Regions from separate parts of the Mus musculus genome. Here region 1 is linked to region 2. A link is a loop called in an ENCODE intact Hi-C map of the cell type or tissue named here. Cell type or tissue: left cerebral cortex. All regions are shown on one strand. Region 1 overlaps Chd9 (chromodomain helicase DNA binding protein 9). Region 2 overlaps Chd9 (chromodomain helicase DNA binding protein 9).

Region 1 (2,500 bases), 47 kb after region 2:
GAATAGTACTTGATGCCAAATAAGAAGTATTTTAGCTTATATCAATATTTTTGTGGTCATTTGCTCTTCTGTCCCTTCTGTCCTTCTTCTGTCCCCCTGTCCTTCTGTAACAACAGCCGTGTCTGTCCTCTCCAGTTTGCTACCTCCATCTCTTTGTTAATGTTATTACCTGTTTTTTTCTTCAGGATGAAATGAGTTAGTATCCACAAATACTTAGAACACTGCCTGGCACTAACTAATTACTAAGTGAGACTGGGGTTCCTCTGCCTTGACTCTGCTCTCAATGCTGTCCAGATTGGTTCTTCCAGGGCAGTTTGGAGAGTTTCATTTCTCTTGTAACCTTTAGTTTTCCCAACAGGAACTATGATAAAACACTGCTTTCACACCAATATCAGATGACTTTTAAGGAACAGCTGTAAAGGGGGCATTAATGCAAAGATAAAGCCTGGCAGTGGTGGCACACATCTTTGATTCCAGCACTTGGGAAACAGAAGCAGGTAGATCTCTGAGTTCTGGCTACAGAGCAAGTTTCAAAACAGCCAGAGCTATACAAAGAAAACCTTTCTTGAAAAAAAAAAGTAAAACAACAACAGAAAAATAAATTTGGGTTATGAAGTAGTGAAGTTTTAACTATTTAAAGACAGATATTGCTTACTAAGATAGTCTCTCTCTCTCACACACACACCTATATAAAACTTTTATCAATGATCAAATTCAAGAGTCAGGTGTGGTGGCATATGCCTCTAACCTCAGGCACGGTAAGGCAGAGGCAGGTGAATTTCTGTGGGTTCCAGGACAGCAGAAGTTGACTCTGTCTCAGACAAGGGAACAAAACCAAAACAAATTCAAGTCAATTTATTTATTTTAACAAGACATTAAATTTAAATTTCATCTGTCATAGGTTTAAAACAGAATATGAAGGGGAAAGGCCAAAGAGATTGAGATTTTTGCTGGAGAATCAATAGGTTCATGGAGATAATAAAAAGAGTTTTATTTCTCAATTTAAAAAGTAACAGTTGTTTGGTTATTGCTGTGAAAAGAGACTTAATTGTGAACTAGTCACTTGTGAAGTGGTCATTTGCATGACCTGCTCTTTAACCCTTTGTTTATTGGCAGCTACTTTTTGTAGTTTAAATGTTTTATTATAATTTTGTGAAGAAAAGTATTTTTCTCTGCTAAAAACTGCATTGGATTAAAAAAAAATATTCAGCCACATAAGGCCATTTCTCCACTGTCTTAGTTCCCAGATGTTTTAAAAAGAAAGAAAAGAAAAAAAAACCATACTTTCATGGGTATTTTTAATGCGTTACTGTAGGGAGCGGCAGATTGAGAGTTAACGCCTTTCAGAGGGAAGAACAGTCCATTGGGGGTTAAACTGCAGAGTCTAATGGAATAATAACTGGTAGCACCATCTGCTGGCCTACTTCCGCAGAAGGAGTCAGTATTTTTAACGACATCTCTAATATTCATGCTGATGCGTTTTGATGCTTTGTGCATTCATTTCTTTCTGTGCTTTGTTGGAATCTGCTTACAGCTATTGAGGCAAGAGCTCGTAGGAGGGCTTGCAGCCTTTATCCTAGCTAAAGAGGATGAACAGCAGACGTAAACTTGCCAAGGCAGGAATGTGTTGATAAATCAAAATGTGTATTTGTGGACGGCTGTGCATCTCTCGGTTGCAGCTTGCTAAATAGGCCATTTAGGAGTCTTCTTTCAATGCTTTTTCCTTGAGCACTGCCTGGGGTGGTGAAAAAGCAGAGGGCAAGCCTTTGTCTGACGCCAAAAATGTCTTCAGTGAAGAGGCCAAGAGGAAGGGTAAGTGAAGCCTGAATGAGTGGGAGGAGGAGGGGTTCTTTGGGCTAAAAGGCTAATGGGATTGAATAACCCTCCTCGTTACTGGCTGCTGCAGCGGCGGCAGGAGTCGCACTGCATCGCCATCTTGAGCTGGGTGCTGTTTTCTCAGCCTGGGCTATTTGTTGTCGTCTGTAGGCCTTAAGGTGGCATTTTAGAGACCGTGTCCTTCTGTCCCCAGTGCTGTGACACTGCTCTGACATCTTGATGAGGCAGGTATAGAAAAGACACCCAGTAGAACACACTGGAATCGGCATGAAAATGTGCTTGGAAATTCCTGGGTTTTTTCTCTGCTGTAGTCACAGTCATGTTTACGGGTAAGAACCTAGCAAAACTGATCTAAGCCTATATGGACGAATGTGTGTTTGGAGAGGAAATTCTTTTAAAATGCTCTTGGTCTGTTTCCTGTGAGACTGCTAAAATATTAATAATTGTAATATAAAACTGAAAAGCTTGCTTCTTTCTAAAATAGCTTGAGTAAAATTATAATAAAGACAAAAATCCACATTTAACTCTTTCATGAGAAAACTAAAACTTTCTTTGATTTTAGATAAGAGAATGCCTGTTTACTAACTAGCTAGCTATGCTGCTGCATTAAAATAATTTTGTGTTCTCTTTCTTGTCTTAAAACAGGGTTTTTCTTTTTCTAAGG
Region 2 (2,500 bases):
TGACTGCGCATCTTAATTCTCCTTCAGTGAGGTTCTCGTTACTAAGTATCCTTTAGAGTAAGCACAGCTGTAATTGTAACCTTTCTGGCACCTTTTTCTCCCAGCTCCATCAGTATCTCAGCTAGGAGAACCATCTATTCTGGAGGTCATGAGTTCTCTCATTTAAAGAATGAGATTGCTTAGGTAGAAGATGTAGCTCTCGGTAGTGCCTGGTTAGCATGGGGAAGACCCTTTAAAATATTGGCTTCCGTGTTGACTCAGTTGGCAAGAGTGCTTGAGGCCCTACTTTGGCCACCAGAATCCACATGTTGAAAAGACAGAACTGAATTCTGCAAGTTGTTCTCTGACCATCACATACCCCCTCTCCCATAAAGAGATGTATATAACATTTTAATTAAAAAATTAACCAGTTCATCATGTATACCGCAACCGATTCTGGTTATGTACAAACCAGGTTGACAGTGTTCCTATATGGAACCTCAAATTCAGGAGATTTTGGTCCACTAAAGGATGCATGGTAAGTCTCACCCACACTGGATTTGAAAACACTAAGCAGCTTTGAACGAACATAGAGAGGTAGGTTTACCGAAGTTCAAACCTTCAGCATTTTGTCTATCTTGAACCTGAATAGTGATTTAAAAAATTAATTAGGTTATAAGGTCACTTCTGGGTCTGAAAGTAGAGGCTGATGGAATTTTAGAGCCGGAACGCTTTTAGAAGATCTGTCCAGCCTCTTCGTTATACAGAAGAGAAGACCAAGGCCCTGGGATACTTCGCGACAATGTAGGTCAGTCAGTTAATTAGTGACAGAAGGAACTCCTGTGTCCCAGCGCCTTCTGAAGACAGTGGTTTTCAAGTGCATTCTCAATTCCTGAACCAGCTTAGCACACCTGTCATTTATTTATGCAGTCCCTCTTTCGTTTCCCTTCCCCTTTCTAATGGCGATCCGGTACGTGAGCCCTGAACCTGGGGCAGTCTTCCCACTCGAGGCACGCTGTCGCGTAGATCAGGACTCGGTCCGGGCGCCTTTTCCGCAGCAGGTGCTCCGCACCTAGCTTTCTTTAATCGCTGCATCATCGGCGGCGGCCTTCGCCGGGCTCCCGGTTTTCACAGTACACCGCGTGTACCCGGGGACGTGGAGAGCACGGAGGACGTGGTGGGTCAGAGCCACGCCGCTCAGAAGGGCTTCCAGAGCCCACGGGAGTGACCTCGGCGCCGACCCCGCAAGGCCTCGGGCAGCCGGGGCGTGCCCGCGGGGCCTGACGTGGCGGGGCCTGACGTGGCGGCGGGGGAGCGGGTTCTGCACTGCCCCACGCTCCGGCCAGAGGGCGCCCGGCCCCAGCCCTTCCCCGCCCCGAGGCCGCCCTGGGCTGCGCGTGGAACCGCGCGGACCGCCCCGGAGCAGGGTAGCAACCCCGCCTCCTGCTGCCCTCCGTCGGAGGTCGGGCCAGGCGGAGGGGCGCGGAGCCGCGTGGGTATCCTCCTTTCTTGGGCAGCCCTAGCCGGACCGAGCGACGACCCGAGCTGCACCGGTCACGGCCGCCCCTGTGCGCCCGGGCCAATCAGCGGCGCGGTCACAGATATGCAAATGAGGCGCCGGTTGCTGCGGGAGTGCCGCTCGCAGGGGCTGGTGGGGTCGCGCTGGGGGAGTGAACCGGGCCAATCAGGCGGGTGCGTGGCGCGCGGGGGGGGGGCGGGGGCGGCGCCCCTGCTCGCCTCCCTCCTTCGCTCCCGGCCGGGCGCTGACAGGGGGGCCTGGCCGAGCAGCCGGTAAGTGCCGCCGCTCGGCGCTGCCGCCCGCCTCCTCCGGCGTGGGGAGGACACCCGGGGCGCAGCGGGACAGCAAACATTGCTCAACTGGTGGAGACTGGCGGGGGAGGGTCTGGTAGCCCGGTGGTCGCTGGAGGCCGCCCCCGCCCGGCCGGCCGCGCGTGTCAGTGTAAGAGGGCGAGGCGGGGGGCGGCGGGGAGTCTTAGCGGTGGCGGTGAGTACATGCGCCTCCCCCCACCCACCCGGGGACCGGGCTCCCCGCTCTTAAGGGGCGGATGATTGGGGCTAGGGGCCGGGGAGGGGGGCGCTGCCCGCACGTGCAGCCGGGCACACCGGGGCCCGCCCGCCCGCCTGTCATGGCTGCAGCGGTGCCCTCGCCCCTAGTCCGGTACCCCGGGTCGGGACCCGCCGCTGCGCCTGTTGCTTGGGCCGGAGGTGAACCCCGGTGGGTCGGGCGCTGCTCCTGGCCTCCCCCAGGGTCGATCCCCGCCTAGGCGCGGGCTTCCCTCGTCTGGCAGCCTTGTCCCCCGCCCGGTGTCTCGCCTCGGTTACTCGTGACAGGGCGTCCCGCGCGAACAGTGGGGTCCCGGGAGCACAGCACGCCCTCAGCACTACCCTGAGCTTTGCCTCTGGGTCCCCTTTACCGCCTTCCCCCACGCCCGGGAGGCCACCTTGAGGGCCTCTCCGCGTCTGCAGCGGGTCCCCGCCTGCCAGTGCTGCTGCTTTCTCG

What was found. A loop is a pair of places that touch in the nucleus more often than their neighbours do. Peaks named below come from ENCODE experiments on the same cell type or tissue, not always from the same donor. Only the 100,000 strongest peaks of a DNase experiment are listed, where the experiment ranks them.
Region 1: a loop joins it to region 2, with 2.4 times the contacts of the local background. A loop is called at or near these places in 16 of 42 quality-filtered maps.

What each region holds. Positions count from the first base shown.
Region 1 is chr8:90,953,518-90,956,017 of GRCm38, forward strand. The region is part of intron 3 of Chd9 (chromodomain helicase DNA binding protein 9); the gene reads left to right. Among named protein-coding and RNA genes, the nearest start is that of Gm39221, 100 kb to the right of the region's middle. In left cerebral cortex, a CTCF peak has its summit at 1,430 (motif pointing left); DNase peaks (open chromatin) are centred at 1,488 and 1,816; H3K4me3 peaks cover 1,471 bases; H3K27ac peaks cover 1,702 bases.
Region 2 is chr8:90,906,866-90,909,365 of GRCm38, forward strand. The region is part of intron 2 of Chd9 (chromodomain helicase DNA binding protein 9); the gene reads left to right. Among named protein-coding and RNA genes, the nearest start is that of Chd9, 79 kb to the left of the region's middle. In left cerebral cortex, CTCF peaks have their summits at 1,332 and 2,466; a DNase peak (open chromatin) is centred at 1,493; H3K4me3 peaks cover 1,946 bases; H3K27ac peaks cover 1,967 bases.